2 separate regions of the Homo sapiens genome follow, and region 1 is linked to region 2. Evidence: chromatin contacts called from ENCODE Hi-C or POLR2A ChIA-PET data. All regions are on one chromosome and are shown on one strand. Each heading gives the region's core, a stretch centred on a gene start or an enhancer-like site at or near the end of the contact. The rest is flanking DNA. Distances are from core to core; before and after follow the strand shown. Region 1 holds the start of ABITRAM (actin binding transcription modulator). Region 2 overlaps PTPN3 (protein tyrosine phosphatase non-receptor type 3).

Region 1 (3,813 bases), core at 866-3,365, 530 kb before region 2:
GGTGACAATTATATTCAAGAACTGCTAGAAATTACTTGAACCTCTAACATATCATGCAGGTTTTTTTGTTTTTTGAGACGGAGTTTCGCTCTTATTGCCCAGGCTGGGGTGCAATGGCGCGATCTCGGCTCACCGCAACATCTGCCTCCCGGGTTCAAGCGATTCTCCTGCCTCAGCCTCCGGAGTAGCTGGGATTACAGGCGCCCGGCACCATGCCCAGTTAATTTTTGTATTTTTAGTAGAGACAGGGTTTCACCATGTTGGCCAGGCTGTTCTTGAACTCCTAACCTCAAGTGATCCACCCGCCTCTGCCTCCCAAAGTGCTGGGATTACAGGCCTGAGCCACCGTGCCTGGCTGCGTTTTTCATCTTTAAACATCATAAAAACGCCTCAAAACTAGTTTCTCTGAAATTTCACACCCATCAGCCTTATTCCCTTATCTTCTCGGAGGAAGACTTCCCTCCACTTCTTTCCAGGCTAGGAAAGGAATATCCTCCATATTGCCACAGGACCTAGGCCTATTAGTACTCTTTCTTGGACATCTGCAACCTCCAACCTTCCTGCCTCCACTGATTCAAACTCTTCGCAGTTCTTAAATGTGCTAAAGATCCCTCCACACCAAAGGTCAATCGTGGATTCTCTCTTAATTTCCTGATAACTGCTTCATTTTCTTCCCTTGCTCCTTCGACTATCCACCTCTTGGCTAGACATCACATGCATGATTACATATACCAGGTAGATCACCAATACGCTGATTAGGCCTAAATGCCTAGCCCTGACTGAATTAGCCCAAACTTACCACTAAACCCACATTTTCAACCTCCTGATAGAATCACAAGCATGTCTCACATGCACATCAAATGCGACCTGGAAAGCAAAGAACTTGCTATTCTTCCCCCAAATGACAGTTCCCACTATTTGGGGACAGACCATTTCTACTCTATGTCCCCAAGCTGAAAAACTGTCTTTGCTGCCTTTTTGCTTACTCTTCATACGGATCTATTCATTGATTAGTTCCGTGGCTGTCAATATACAGTTGAATTCTTTACGATCCGGTTTGTGGCCTACATCCAACACCGACTGAGCACTTGCTAAGTACTGGGATCTGAAGATTACTCAGCCACTGTCTCCACGGAGATCATCGTTAACGGGAGAGAAAGCCACGTAAAACACCACGTTAGATGGAGAAGCACAGAGGACACCACCTCCACGAAAAAGTCTCACACGCGAGAAAGGACCCGCACCACAGCACCCGAGCCTCTATTAACCGCCGCCTTCCATCGTGAATTAATACTCTCGCTTTCAGCGTTATTATCAACCCCCTGCAAGCAATCAAGAGGCTGGGTTAAGTCCGGCTGGAGGGGCAGCAGGCATCCCTGGGCTGTCGCGCCTCCCAGCGCCCCCGATGGAGCAGGTGGCAAGGCTGCAAAAAGAATTTAAGGCTCTAGGAAAGAGGTGGTGCAGCCCGCACTCCAGTCCCCGGCCCGCAGCAGGCAGAGGAGGCTCCGGGTCTCCTTCACCCGGACACCGCCGGCGGAGAGGTCCACTCCCGTGCCCCTACCCTGGATGGATCGCTTACCTGAGGACCCCCAAACAGAGGTGCGTCCGGCCTCGCCTCCCCAGCCACGCGCAGCCGGCTACCCAGAGTCAGCTCCCACAGTCCGCACCCAGAGTCGGCTCCGAATTGCGCACGCGTCTCTGTCCGCGGCTCCCGCTCTCTCTCCGACGGCACTAGGCCTCCAAGGATGGAGGCGCCCTCCAGGGGAAAACGCTGAAGCGCTGCAAAGAAGCCAGCGACTCAATGGGTGCGTCAACTAGGCAGCCGCAGCACTGGGAGTGCGGCGCGGGAGTGACGTCACCAGGCGGAGGGGGCGAGGCCGGGCCCGCTTCTGGTCACTTACGGCGGCCGGCCTTCTTTGTAGGCCTGGCACCGTAGAGGTAGAGGAGCTACATTGGCCGCGTCCCCTGTCCCTCTGCCCTCTTGCCCATCTGCCCAAACTTTTGTATTTGATCTCTGTTTTGATGTCGAACCCCAAAGCACTGTAATTGGGGGGGGCGGGGGGGGGGGTGGAACCTGCGGACCTGAGAGCAGCGCGCGTGCGCACGACACGCGCTGTGCGCCGGAAGAGCACGCCCAGTCCGGGCTGCGCGGAGGAAGCGCTGGGGTCCCGGAGGGCGGGGGTGGCGGCGCCGGAGGTCGCCATGGCTACCGAGCCCGAAGCCGCGGAGCCGGTGGTGCCTTCGCTCGTGGATCGATACTTCACTCGCTGGTACAAACCGGGTAAGTGCGGAGTGATGTTGATCCCTCCTTGGCCGCACTGGCCTAATGCTGTGTAGACTATGTTGACAGATCATAAGCCACGCGCGCTCTCCCTGGCTCTCCGTCCCCACGTCAGAAGGCACTGGACTTCTGTGTTCCGTCTAGCCCCAGGGAATGGCATTTGCAAAGACCTGGTGGCCTGAAATACTTCAGGGCGCATTCTGGGGCCGGCGATTGCAGTGCGAGCTCTAGGGTGTTGCTCGCAGTAAGATGAGTACTCTAAACGGAGGCCCCAAAGGTAGGCGGAGGGCTAGGTTGCAACAGTCCTTAAGTGCCTGGAGGGATTGAGGGGCTCACTCTCACAGGGAGTAGCGATACATAAAATTATTTAAATGATCAGATCGAAACTAAGGTAGAGGCAGTAGGGATGGCGAGAAGAGGGTGGGTTAGATTAGAGACATTTAGAAAGAAGAAGAATCTATACATTTACCTTAAGAGACGCCATCTGCCACTTAGAAGTAGGTATTCTTTTTGTACTGTTTTGTGTAAGCAGAACCAGTGGTGGGAGCATCGTTGGGGACTCTCCTTTCTTCCTTTCATTCAGTGATAATGGTTATACTCAGTTTAAAAAATATATATTGTAGCATATTTTCTGTTGGCCAAACATAGGGTGACCAACCTGTCCTAGTTCACCCATGACTGAGGGGTTTCCCAGAATGTCGGACTTGCACCAACATCAGGACAGTCCTGGAAACCACCAACAAAAAATATATATCATAAAGAACGGGATGCTAATTGCATTTTCCTAGCAAAAATACTACGTGTACTCATTTTGAAGTGAGTGTAAAGTAAGATGGAGCAAGGAGTTAATTACCTTAATGTTGAATAAATTATTCTATCTGGGCCAGATCTCTTTAAATACTTTCTAGGAAACCTTTAGGTATGTCTTTTTGAGTAATGAAGGGATACCCGTGATCAGCATGCAGCATGTATGTGTCCAGTCTTCATTATCAACTATATGACCCAAAGAAAGTACCACATAGTGGTAGTAAATATTGATTTCAGCCACCAACAGACTCATGTATTCTTCTAGATGTCAAAGGAAAATTTTGTGAGGACCACTGTATACTACAGCACTCTAACCGGTAAGCAAATTGGGAATTTTAAATTATCAAAAATTTTTTTTTCCTGGTATTGTAGCCTGGTATGGTCTTGTGGTCTTGGATTGAACAAATGTTCACTAAACAAACATGCATTAATTATCTTCTACTGTGTTGAAATGGTATTATTATAGGAGTTTGTTTGGCAAGAATGAGTATTCCAGTGCCTGGCCACTCTGAACATATAAATTTGATTACTCAAACATCCAAATGGAGGACCACATCATCAGCTGCTACTTGAAGTGGCCAGTCTGTGCCCAACTACTGAACTGTTCAGAGCCCACAGAAAGGGCTACGGTAGAGACATGTATGGTATCTCGTATACACAGGCATGCCTTATTTCTTTGTCTTCTACCCCAGTGCTACCTACCTAAAGACCTCTGGTACTCTTCC
Region 2 (3,817 bases), core at 522-3,021:
ACACAATAGAACCATTTCAAGTTGGTTTTAGTGGGAGGTGCACATCAGAATCACCTGAGGAGCTTTTAAAACCTGCCTGTCCCCGCACCCCCAGTGGTGATTCAGCATCCTCAGGTGTGGCGCAGGATCACATTCCCTTTGGGAGCCCTCAAAGTAACAGCCAGGAAGACGAGGACTAAAGGAGTGGGTTTCCAGGGAACCTCAGGGTGTGTTTTGGATGGATGGCCTTAGAATACAGGCTCTGCGGAATCTAAGCCATGCACTATGTGGATGAATTCACTGTGTGTGATAAGAGGTGGGCAGTTGTTCTGTGGAACAGCTAAAGCAGAGATAGTCACACAATGACCCCAGGCAGAAAAAAACTAAGATTTGAAACAGGTGCCTCCAAATGAAAGTCACATGGGCTGATGCTCCAATGGTGGACACTGATTTCCAGACTTCACCTGAGCAGCTCCTGCTCGTGCTGGCGTGGGTGCCGCTGGGACTTATTCATTTCACCGTGGTTAGCAATGATGCTGTCCAGCACAGTCACACAGCTAGCTGACAAAATAAAGCCCACCAGCAACCCAGGAGAGACAGACTTCCCTTTCTCACACCCATCTCTGATTGTTACATAAAGGGCTTGAAACCTAATGACAATGTCATAAATAGGTATTTTATGAAAGCTGCAGAAATCTTCCTACAATGGTTCCTAAAGCAAACCTTGGTAAGAATGAGCCTGATGTTGAATAACCCAATAATTGAGCCATGTGGTATTTTCAGATTGTCTTGAAATTACATCTTAAACAATCTGGTCGGGACAATGGATGCTGACTAACTGCCCTGTTTCCTGTACTACAGCAATTGGGGAACTCAGGGTTTCTATGGCTTCCTTTATAAGCCTCTTAATTCTAAACAAAGCCACAACCCAACCAGGAACATGCTGGCCTCTCTGACACAAATGATTACAGCTGCTGCTGATGCATTTTATAATATGGAAGCCAAGCTTGTTCTTTGCATGAGTTTAAAAATCCATTATAGCTTTAGAATGTTTTAAACAATAGCAAACGAAGCTCTATTGTGGATACAGTTTTTTTTTTTGTTTGTTTGTTTGTTTTTTTGAGACAGAGTCTTGCTCTGTCCCCCAGGCTGGAGTACAGTGGCGTGATCTCGGCTCACTGCAAGCTCCTCCTCCCGGGTTCACGCCATTCTCCTGCCTCAGCCTCCTGAGCAGGTGGGACTACAGGCGCCCGCCACCACGCCCGGCTAATTTTTTGTATTTTTAGTAGAGACAGGGTTTCACCATGTTAGCCAGGATGGTCTCGATCTCCTGACCTCGTGATCCGCCCACCTCGGCCTCCCAAAGTGCTGGGATTACAGGCGTGAGCCACCGCGCCCGGCTGTGAATACAGTTTTTAATCAAAGATTATACTTGGAAAATACAGCAAGAGGCAACACCTCACTTTGTAAACAGTAGGGGCACAATAAAGACCATGAGAGTTAGAGTTGCACATGGAAAGTGCCTAGCACATGTGGGACACATACCAGGCACTCAATGAAAGGCATTTTATTAACGTTAAACTTCTAATGCCATTGGGTGCTGTCTACAGATTCCAGATTTTGTAGGGCAATCCTGATTTCAAACGACTTACAGATATATGAATGTTCCATTTCTTAAAGTTTTATGTATCCACTTTAATAAAGACAGCTTGCTAGAGTTAAAAGATAGTTGTGATAGATATGTGATACATCTTTGAGCTGCTCTACAAACTCAGGGGAACCAGAAGCAGTAGCATGCTGGCACAAATTGCCACACCCTGGGCCCATGAGACACCAGAGCCCTGGGAGTCAGGGTTGGGTAACAGGGCTGCTACTAGGGCTCCTCCCTGGCTGCCCTGAAGCCTGAGACAACGAAAGGGTAATGCCGCCGCTTTATTTCCAAAGGGTCTGTCTACATTCGGATCTGGGAAACTGTTCTTTCGCAAGCCAATGAACCATAGACACAAAGAAGGGAGAGGAACACATGCAAATGACAGAGCAAACCCAACTCCACTATTATAATTTTAAATAAAGAGGCCGGCGCAGTGGCTCACGCCTGTATTCCCAGCACTTTGGGAGGCCCAGGTGGGCAGATCACCTGAGGTCAGGAGTGTGATACCAGCCTGGCCAACATGGTGAAACCCCGTCTCTACTAAAAATACAAAAATTAGCTGGGTGTGGTGGGGCACGCCTGTTATCTCAGCTACTTGGGAGGCTGAGTCAGGAAAATCGCTCGAACCCGGGAAGCAGAGATTGCAATGAGCCAAGATCGCGCCATTGCACTCCAGCCTGAGCGACAGAGTGAGACTCTTATCTCAAATAAATAAATGGCAAAGTATTCCATATTCTTATTTTTTAAAGTAAGGGACTTAGGCCTCTAATTGAAGAATATGAGTTCCGTTGAAAAAAAGGAGGAGAATAAGAAAACAGTCTTGATTTATAAATACCCAATTTGTAAGTAACCTGTATAAATGAATCATGGGTGGCTCACTACAGTAATCAACCTACATCAAGCTGGCCTAGCCCAATGCCACCACCTAGTGGCGATCAGAGGAAGACATGCCACCTCCTACGCTGGCATTCAAGGGAAACAGGGACAGCTCTGCTCTTTCTTGCTTATCACTTCCAGTTCAGCTTATTTCAAAAATCCTTTTTGCAGTATAGAAGCCCTTCTCCGTGGCGCAGTCCCCTTTTCCCAATTCTTCCCTATGAACTCAGGAAAGCGCCTTCTTCCCTCTACTTTTTTTTTTTCCTTTTAGCTATTTCTGAGCTCCAACAGATGACCGATCTAGAGAAGGGCATTTCTAGCATGGAAAAGTACATGTACTATCAGCCACCCTAGACAATGATTCATCAAATTAAGTGCACTTCTCGTCAAATGCCAATATTTAACGTATTGCAGACACATGCTTCATTCATTTAGCAGCTAATATAGTACCAGCGTTGTTCTCTCTCGTCACTGTAGACACACAGATGCTGGGTTGCATTATGTGGTATCGAGTTCTTTGTGGGGCCAACCATGGCCCCAACAAGCAACAATCACTCGCATTGCTCACGCCTTTAGGAAGACAGAAACCATGCTTTCCTACTGCTGTTGGTACCTCAAAGAGGACAGCTTCTCATTCCAGTCTGTTTTAAAGCCAGGCCTAACTGTTCCTTAAACTCCTCTGAAGTAAGTGGGGTATTCCCTTCTAAAGATAAAATTTACTAGTGAGACCATCATATCTACAAAAAAAAAAAAAAATTAGCTGCATGTGGTGGCACCTGTCTGTAGTCCTAGGTATTTGGGAGGCTGAGGTGGGAGAATCGCTTGAGCCCAGGAGGTCAAGGCTGCAGGGAGCTATGACCGCACCACTGCTCTGCAGCCTGGGCAACAGAGCGAGACCTCATCCAAAAAAAAAAAAAAATTTACAAACACTTGGGTGGGGATTTATTTATCATTTATTAAGCACTAAGATGAGCTCAAACTAAGAATGTCTGCTCACTGATCAAGATATTAAAAAAATAGTGACTGAAATGAGACTTTCTTTTTAACCAGTGACTTAAAACTAGCGTACACAAGAATCATCTGGGGACTTGTTAAAAATGCAGATTCTTGGTTACCATCCACAGAGATTTTGGTTCAGTAAGGGCCCAGGAAACTGCATTGTAAAACAAAAAATAATTTTCTGGACTTATAGAAAAGTTGCAAGAAAAACAAACTCCTGTGTAACCCTTTTGCCCTGGATTCAATTGTTAACATTTTGGTACATACGCATCTTTTTTTTTTTTTTTGAGATGGAGTCTCACTCTTGCCCAG

The links. A loop is a pair of places that touch in the nucleus more often than their neighbours do. ChIA-PET counts read pairs that join two places held with the same protein, here RNA polymerase II (POLR2A). Pooled maps may share reads with other maps.
Region 1: a pooled map shows a loop between it and region 2 (5-fold over the local background). The contact joins the promoter of ABITRAM here to the enhancer-like site in region 2. A Hi-C loop is called at or near these places in 1 of 168 maps with a recorded cell type or tissue (mesothelial cell of epicardium) and 9 of 50 pooled maps. POLR2A ChIA-PET finds 5 or more read pairs at or near these places in 2 of 52 experiments (activated CD4-positive, alpha-beta T cell and activated CD8-positive, alpha-beta T cell).

What each region holds. Positions count from the first base shown.
Region 1 is chr9:108,932,285-108,936,097 of GRCh38, forward strand. It overlaps ABITRAM (actin binding transcription modulator), which reads left to right and starts at 2,116. Exons shown (of 6, transcript NM_017832.4): 1 at 2,116-2,281; 2 at 3,354-3,405. The coding sequence starts at 2,203. It overlaps ELP1 (elongator acetyltransferase complex subunit 1), which reads right to left and starts at 1,840. Exons shown (of 37, transcript NM_003640.5): 1 at 1,580-1,840. RefSeq lists an enhancer at 1,083-1,312 and a silencer at 2,063-2,342.
Region 2 is chr9:109,467,285-109,471,101 of GRCh38, forward strand. The region is part of intron 1 of PTPN3 (protein tyrosine phosphatase non-receptor type 3); the gene reads right to left. Among named protein-coding and RNA genes, the nearest start is that of PTPN3, 29 kb to the right of the region's middle. Within about 2 kb of position 1,772, at least 4 of the 41 ENCODE cell types and tissues checked have a DNase peak (open chromatin) inside an H3K27ac peak, as active enhancers do.